Regions from separate parts of the Homo sapiens genome. Here all the other regions are linked to region 2. A link is a contact called in ENCODE Hi-C data. All regions are on one chromosome and are shown on one strand. The core of a region is the stretch at or near the end of the contact, and the rest is flanking DNA. Distances in the headings are between cores, read along the strand shown.

Region 1 (2,794 bases), core at 106-2,605, 4.9 Mb before region 2:
ATCTCTACTAAAATACAAAGAATTAGCCTGGCGTGGTGGCGCACCCCTGTAGTCCCAGCTACTCGGGAGGCTGAGGCAGGAGAACTGCTTGAACCCGGGAGGCGGAGGTTGCAGTGAGCCAAGATTGTGCCACTGCACTCCAACCTGGGCGACAGAGCGAGACTCCGTCTCCAAAACAAACAAACGAACAAAAGGAAAGTTGATTAGAAGACCTATTTTCAAAATCTATCTCAGCCACTTATTAGTTCTGGAATGCATTAAACCTTCCTAAACCTCAATTTCCTGGGATTGTATTGAGGCTCAGTGGTGCTAATGAATGTGAACTGGGAAGCAGCGTATTAATAAATCTGTATAAATAACTGTTTAATGGGGGCCTGGCGCCATGACTCACACCTGTAATCCCAGCGTTTTCGGGGGCTGAGGCAGGAGAATCGCCTGAACCCAGGAGTTCCAGACCAGCCTGGGGAAAAGAGCGAGACCCTGTCTCCATAAAAATAAAATGAAATTTTAAAATGAGCCAGGCGTGGTTGTGCACGCCCGTAGTCCCAACTATTCACGAGGCTGAGGTGGGATAATCGCTTGAACCCGGGAGGCGGAGGTTGCAGTGAGCCAAGATCGTGCCACTGTACGCCAGCCTGGCGGGTGAGAGTGAGACTCTGTCTCAAAAACAAACAACAACAACAAAACAAAACCAAATAATCAGCATAAGTTCTAGACGCTGTGACCTAGACGCTGGGAAGGGGCGAAACGTGGTGATAAGAAAACCATTTCAAGCTGTACGAGGTGGCTCACGCCTGTAATCGCAGCACTTTGTAAGGCTGAGGCAGGAGGATCCCTTGACGCCATATGTTCAAGATCAGCCTGGAAAACGCAGCGAGACCCCATCTCTACGAAAAAAAAAATATTTTAATAGAAATAAAAGTCATTTAATTCCGATTCTTAACACCGTAAATTGAACGTATAGTCCTGTGATTTTCTACATAAAATGTGAAGGCAAAAAATAACTGTAGAGAGTACGGTGCGGCCTTGTAATATTTTAATTTCTAGGCAAAGCTTGTATCCTCCGGATACAAGAACAGCCGCCCAGGAGGAGCGGAAACTGACACACACCCGTCACCCCTTGGGCTGTGACTGCCGAGCCCGGGTACTCGGTCTCTGGGTGAAGAGGAAGGGGCGGGACCGGCGGTATTACGCATGCGCCCACTTCCTCCGGCTGGGAGTGGCCGCTCTAGGCAGCGGGGAGGTCGCGGGGTTGAGGGGGGTTGTGAAAGGAGAGCGGCCTCTCCTCTATGGTCACGGGGCCGGGGCACGCTTCCCCCACTCTGTCTTGTTACTTCCGGTAGCGAAGCCTCTCCCTCTTCCTCTGCTCCCGCGGGGTCTGTGCTGAGAATAATGGCCCGGTTGGCCCGGGACGAGTGGAATGGTAAGCCGCGACACGGCTGGGGGGTGCTGAGGGGGCGACTCGGGCTTGATATCGGGGAGTGATGTGGAAGACGGAGCGGGAATCCCTTCTGCGGAGCCTCCCCAGCCGGGTCGTAGGAGGCGCGCGGGGCCTCTCCTCACGCAGGCCCGAGTCCTGAGCATCCCCACTCCTGGCCGCGGGGTTCGGACCCCAGCTTGGCCAACTGCGCTATCCCTTCCCGAGAGCCCCACGTCCGCACAGCCGGTCGCTGGGCCTCGCCTGCGTCCTTTCGGGGGTCAGGGTCAGAGCCACTCCCTCCTGGGGCTCCCTAGGGCGGGAAGGAGGAGGGGTCGCTTCCAAACACCTTGGAGGGGAACCACGGGGCGCCTGCCCGCCAGGAGCGCTTGCCACACCCTGCAACAGCCGGACCAGAATTGATGAGGCTTCTGATAGTCGCCACGCTGAGTTTACGGTCTAATTGTCGAGGCACGTTCCTGGCCTAAGGCGGAGCGATTGTGCCCATTCTTTAAAGTAGGGTGACCGAAGCGCAGAAGGGAGAAAGTGAAATCCCAAAGTCACACTGGGGCCAGGCAAGAACTCGGCTCTTCTGATTCTGCGACTTGCGGCTCGGAAATAACTTAGGCAAAAGAGAATTTTCTTTTTTTTCTTTTTAGAGACGGAGTCTTGCCCTGCCGCCCAGGCTGGAGTGCGGTGGAGCAATCTCGGCTCACTGCAACCTCCGCCTCCCAGGTTCAAGCGATTCTCTTGCCTCAGCCTTCTGAGTAGCTGGGATTACGGGCCCGCGTAACCACGCCCGGCTGATTTTTGTATTTTTAGTAGAGACGGGGTTTCACCATGTTGGTCAGACTGTTCTCGAACTCCTGGCCTCAAGTGACCCACTCGCCTCGGCCTCCCAAAGTGGGGAGATTACAGGCGTGAGCCACCGCGCCCGGCCGAGAATTGTCTTTTATTAAAAAAGCCGGCGGGAGGGGGCGACAGATGAGAGTCAGGTTGTGTCTAAACGGGGACCTTTGGAGGGGCAGGAGGCAGCATCCCAGCTTCCGCGGAAAACAGAGTGAGAGCCTAGACGCTGTTAAGCCCTCAACTGTCGCCATTGGGTCCTCCCCGCCGAAGCCCATTGGTCGGTCCTTTGCAAGGGGGGTGGTCTTGATGTCATGCTCCAAATCGCCAATAGGAAAGAGCTTTACTCTCTTCCCAGGACACACCCCCGAGCCGGCAGGGACTGCACGTGCTGATGGGGTTGTTTTGTTTGTTCTTGTCGCTGCTGTTTTCTCAACATCCAGCCTGGGTGTATCCTGACAGGTGTGCTCTGCATTTCCCTATATCCATAAACTTGATGGAGACATTGTATTTCTCCAGGGCAGTTCTTTT
Region 2 (2,702 bases), core at 180-2,679:
GCGTGGAGATTGCACCACTGCCCTCCAGCCTGGGTAAAAGAGTGAGACTCTGTAAAGTAAAAAAAAAAAAAAGAAGAAGAAGGAAGGAAGAAGAGAGAGAAAAATAAAAAAGAAGAGAATCAGATATATTTACACAGATGCAAAAGTGCCTAATCCACTGAAAAGCCCTCTCTGTAAGCTGTCATTATTATGAAGCTAGGAGAATGCCAAGAGCTGGGAGGTATCAAAAGTTTCAGGAGTGCCTTGTGAAAAGGAGGGGGCAGAAACTGATGTGAGTCCAGCTGCCAGGGTTGTGCGAGTGCGAATGTGTGTGTCTGGGGAAAAGGTGATAAGGAAATGACTCAAGTGATTTACAAGACAAGCAAACGTATGTCTTGTGAAGGGTGATCTATTTAGACTAACCTCAATTACTGACCAAGAACCTATTTGACCTGACCCATTTTCTACTTCATTCACACACCAGTCTTTGTTCTCTTCCTTGAAGTCAGGCCACACACTGCCTCTTCTGTTACCTGAACACCCCTATATTATTCCCATCTCAGGACCTTCTGCACCTGCCTGGCTCCTTATAATTCCGGTTTCTGTTCAAATGTTGCTTCTTCGGAGACGATTTCTCTTGACTATTCCATCTAAATAAAATAGCGTAACTCTTTCCTTCGAGTTCCCCCGATTTCTTCATTGCACCTTTCACTCTCTTAAAGTTATCTCATTTATGTGTTTACTTGTTTAAGGCTTGCCTCCCCCATTCCGATGTACACTCTGTAAACCAGGGACACTTTTGACCTTGTTCCTGGCTGTATGTAACCTTAGCGTCAGGCGCACAGAAACTATATACATATCTGCTGTCTTCTGTAAATATAAAACCTCAAGTCCGGAGATCCCTAGACACTGGGAGCGATCAAGGGCCGGGAGTGTGCCTTGTGGACGAATGAGGAAGTGGGAAGGCCGTCCTGAGAAGATCGGGGAACCCTGGGAAGGAAAAGTAGAAGTCCGAGCTCTCGGGAGGACCGAGGGGCGCGAACGTGGGGGTCTCACCTGCCGAATGGCCGCCAGCGTGTTCTCGGGCGCGTCGTGGCTGCCGCCACGGTGGGCGATGGCAGAAATGCGGTCCCGGGGCTTGAGCACCTGCAGGGCCCTGCAAGAGGGCACCGGCTCAAAGCTGAAGACGCGCAGTAGAACGAAGAGGCTGCCGGTGAGGAGGCAGGCATTGACCGGGCTCCGCGTCACCAGCAGCAGCACTAGCAGCAGGAAGGAGAAAGGGCCCAGGAGGCCGCCCTGGTCCTCCCACAGCCACATGCCGGCGCCCGCACCGGCACGGACGGGAGTCCCGGACCCGCCGGGCTCCTGGGGCAGTAGAACGAGAAGCGAGGGGGAGGGTCCAAGGCACCGGCAGCAGCAGGAACCCTCTGAGGGGACCAGCGCCGCACAATGGCGGCAGCAGACACATCCAGAGAGGGAGTCGGCCGCCCAGCCAATCAGGGATCGGGATTCGCAGCGCCAGTGGGCGGAGCCGCTCCATGGCAACGGGGGAGGGCCCAGGCCCCAGGCCCCAGGCTCACGTTCCAAATCTAAGGTGGGTTAGGGTTTTCCGAGGTCTGAACTTCAACCTGGGCGTTCAGACTCCTAGGCGAGAAAAGGAGGGATAAGAACCATCCTAAAGCTGTAGGACTGGAAGGGATTTTAGTGACTCCTTTATCTGCCCTTGAGGAAACTGAATTCCAGGGAACCTGGAGAGGCAGGATGCTTAGACTATCAATTCAATTCAATTCAATTCAGTTCAGTTCAGTTCAATTCAAGATGTGCCAAATACCGGTCCAGGTGCTCCGGACACAGTTGAACAGGACCTACAGGGTTTTTGCTCTTATGGGATTCACATTCTTGTGGGAGGAAATAAAAGTTAGCAAGTACACCTAACGTTTACAGAGCACTTACCATGTCCCAGGTACTTGACGAGCAAACACTTTATATGCTTATCTCATTCTCAATACAGCCTAACAGTTACTATCAGGAGACTGATTTCAATCGACTTTATTTTCCAGATTCTGGGGGACTGGAAGAGCCTAGCAAAGAAGGCACAATCGGATTATAAAACTGGAAGGGGTTTTAAGGATTCCCTTATTTCATAGATGCGGAAACTGAGGATAGGTGAATTAAGCAGTTAATGGCAGGGTGGGGACTGACATAAAGGCCTCCCCAGTGATTTGTGACATTTTCACTCCTCCTCCCCCTAATCTTACTTCTGCTAAGGGCTTTTGTACCAGGCACTGTACAGGAGTTACCTCAACTGTGCCTCACAACCACCCTTGTGATAGGCACTTTTAAAACCCCCATTTTACATATGCAAAAACAGGCACTGGAAGGAGGGTAAGAGAGATAGACCATGAAGCCGAGTTAGGGAGTGAAAAGGGGCCCCTGGACATATTTTGGAGGGCTGGTAACATTTTTATGTAGAGAACTTTGCAAAAATATTCAGGGATTTTTCTGTTACCTTTTTTTCCTTTAGTGCATTTTCCCACTGATTTGCAAAAGGGGATAGATGTCTTAAGCCTTCCAGTTGGCATCTAGGATTCAGCCTTTTTTTTTTTTTCTTTCAGACAGTCTCACTCTATCGCCCAGGTTGGAATGCAGTGGTGCAATCATGGCTCACTGCAACGTCGACCTCCTGGGCTCAAGCGATCTTCCGACCTCAGCCTCCCGAGTAG
Region 3 (2,711 bases), core at 146-2,645, 4.5 Mb before region 2:
CGTTCAGGGGTCATTTTGTGACCTCATTTATGCAGCAAATCTTTACTGAGCGCCAATTCTATGCCAGGGACCGTCCTACACTCTGAGGATACAAAAGTGAGGACACTACTCTTATCTGCCTTCAGGAGGCTTACATTCTGGCGACAGACCAATAGAGAACAAACAAGCAAACAAAATAATCACAAACTGTACAGCTGTGACAGATGAAACCTCTAAATGCCTTCCCCAACCCAACACACTTGGTCAGGTTCCTGTGCTTCCCATCTCAGAGTGAAAGGGGACGCTTTTTCTTTATGGTACTTAACAGTTTATAGTATCTGAGCCTTCTTCATCAGAAACCATTCTCCCTTCTAGACTATAAACACTCCGAGGGCAGGGACAGTGATCAGTACGTTGCCCAACAGATATTAGGGGCTCGATATTTGACTCTCAAATCAAGGAACTGATTGATTCCCCTTTAACAGGATCTATGGCAAATAGGACGTCTGCCCCCGCCGCCACGCCCCGCTCTTTTTAAAACCTGAGAACCCCCTTGCCAACAGTCCCTGCATAAGCGTGGACAAGAGTTCAGAGATCTATTTGAGCACAAAAGCAGAAAAAACAAAAACAAAACCCGTGCATCAGGGCGTGGTCCTATGGCCCAGCTGCGGAAAGCAGGGCTCTCTCTCCCGGCTAAAAATAACTCGGCGCCCTACGCCCCGGGGGTAGGGGAGAGAGAGGAGGAAGGACTGGGGGTCCCCGCCAAGATCCCCCAGGCCAAACGCTCTCCGAAGCCCACCCTGGAATAACCTCCTGCTTCACGGGGACGCAAGGACGAAGCAACGTTCACCGCAGGCTGCGGGTCCCCGAAGGCGGGCGGCCGGATTTGCCTAAACGGACCCAGCCCTATGGGGGCTGCAGCCGCCCCGTCGGGGAATGGGGGTCCCGGCGTGTCCCCGAGCCGCAGTGCTGTGCGACCTTGGGCAAGTCACCTAACCTCTCTGGGCCCCCGTCCCCTCCCTTGTCAGAGAGTGGCCTCCGGGGCAGCCCGCTGAAGTCTAAAGAAGGCAAAAACTCCCCGACCCCTCAAGGGGAAGACGCGAGCCGACGGCCGGGGCTCCGGATGTGCCAACAGCGCCAAGTTTCAAGTCTGTGTCGCGTGAGGGGGGCGCTAGCCCGCCCTGCAGCTTCCCCTCGGGCCCGCCCCGAAGCCCCGCGCCGCGCCCCACTCACCTCCAAAGGCGGGTGGGCTCGGACGAGGTCCCCGGCTGACTGCGGCAGCCGCACTCGCCGCCCCTCGACGAGCAGCGGCATCGCGGAGGCGGCCGCCCAGGCAGGCCCAGGGAGGCGGCGGCCCCCCGCTTTGCAGCCCCGGGCCGCCCGCCGCCCCCGCCCCTCGGGCCGCGCGTCCCGCCTCGTCCTGCCCCGCCCCACCGCGGGCGCTGCCGGGAAGTGGAGTCCAGGCGGAGGCGGTGCCGGCCGAAGAGACTGGAGAAATCCAGGACATGGCCGCAAGGCCTCACGGGAAATGTAGTCCAAAGCCAGGAAGTGGCCCTGGAAGCAGCGCGCGGCCCGCCTCCTCCGCAAGGGGCGCTGGGAAGTGTAGTCCCAAAAGCGTGGGAGTGAAGGAGCGGGGAAAGGAGAGCTGCCAGGGAGCAGCTGCACCAGCCAAGAGAGCCTCCGGGCGAGTTCCTGGGGCGGGTTCTGGCTCCGACTGCTGCGCTTTAGGTCATTGCTCCACGCTTCCCAGGTGTGTGACCTTCCACAAGCTTGAGTTTGGGACCCTGCTGTGCAGCTCCGTAGGATTGCATTCAATGAGTAATAATAAACCTAATCAGGCGGGCACGGTGGCTCACGCCTGTAATCCCAGCACTTTGGGGGGCCGAGGCAGGAGGATCGCTTGAGGCCAGGAGTTCGAGACCAGCCTGGGCAACATAGTGAGACCCACCCTCCCCCATACCCTCGTCTCTGCCAAAAATTTAAAAATTAACTGGGCACGGTGGCATGCACCTGTGATCCCAGCCACTCTGTAGGCTGAGGCGGGAGGATCTCTTGACCCCAGGAGTGGGAGGCTGCAATGAGCTATGTTTGGGCACTGCAGAGGGACACTCTGTTTCTGAAAATAATAAAAATAAATGTAAACGGTCTTAAACTGAGAAAATAGATCCTGAACTGTGCTAGCCCCACGTACTAAAGAGATCATCGATTAACACGTCGTGATTGGAATGCAATAGGCCACTCACAGGTGGGCTGGGAACCGTGGGGGAAGGATTTGCGGATACTGACTGCAGAGCCCCTAATCTGAGGACAGGTCCCCAAGGTGAGAGGCGTCTCACCGTGGAGCTCTCTTCTAAAACTTGGAAATATTGCTCAAATTCATCCAACTCTGCAGCACATTAACAAAAAGTAATTTTACAAAAGATACAGAGGAGCCACATGATACAGCAGAAACTTTATTAGAATTTTATCATCTGTATTCATCGTCTTCTTTCATAAATCTCCCCCTCAGCTTACACACCCCGTTCAACAAAAATACCAGGAAATTTACTAAAGAAATGACTGTAGAAGATGGTGTTCCCATCGCCAGGTTACCCAACTTCTCACCCAAAATAACTCTATTTCTAGCTACCAGGAAATTATTTCTCTGTATTATTACACCTACATTTCTCATTTGTCCTTACAAATGTAGGAGCTACTATCAACACCTCATTTGTCATTTGTCCTCACAAATG

What was found. Hi-C counts contacts between places; a loop is a spot of excess contacts on that map. Pooled maps may share reads with other maps.
Region 1: a loop to region 2 is called in a map of CD4-positive, alpha-beta memory T cell, with 9 times the contacts of the local background. The contact joins the promoter of BFAR here to the promoter of GDE1 in region 2. A Hi-C loop is called at or near these places in 2 of 168 maps with a recorded cell type or tissue (CD4-positive, alpha-beta memory T cell and naive thymus-derived CD4-positive, alpha-beta T cell) and 13 of 50 pooled maps.
Region 3: a loop to region 2 is called in a map of CD8-positive, alpha-beta T cell, with 16 times the contacts of the local background. The contact joins the promoter of NTAN1 here to the promoter of GDE1 in region 2. A Hi-C loop is called at or near these places in 1 of 168 maps with a recorded cell type or tissue (CD8-positive, alpha-beta T cell), 1 of 37 single-sample maps with no recorded cell type and 5 of 50 pooled maps.

What each region holds. Positions count from the first base shown.
Region 1 is chr16:14,631,596-14,634,389 of GRCh38, forward strand. It overlaps BFAR (bifunctional apoptosis regulator), which reads left to right and starts at 1,356. Exons shown (of 8, transcript NM_016561.3): 1 at 1,356-1,423. RefSeq lists enhancers at 801-1,368, 1,369-1,938.
Region 2 is chr16:19,520,669-19,523,370 of GRCh38, forward strand. GDE1 (glycerophosphodiester phosphodiesterase 1) reads right to left here and starts at 1,430. Exons shown (of 6, transcript NM_016641.4): 1 at 1,036-1,430. The coding sequence starts at 1,296. RefSeq lists enhancers at 712-771, 897-1,631, 942-1,111 and a silencer at 1,222-1,391.
Region 3 is chr16:15,054,679-15,057,389 of GRCh38, forward strand. NTAN1 (N-terminal asparagine amidase) reads right to left here and starts at 1,396. Exons shown (of 10, transcript NM_173474.4): 1 at 1,213-1,396. The coding sequence starts at 1,293. It also overlaps a transcript of PDXDC1 not described here. RefSeq lists a silencer at 767-951.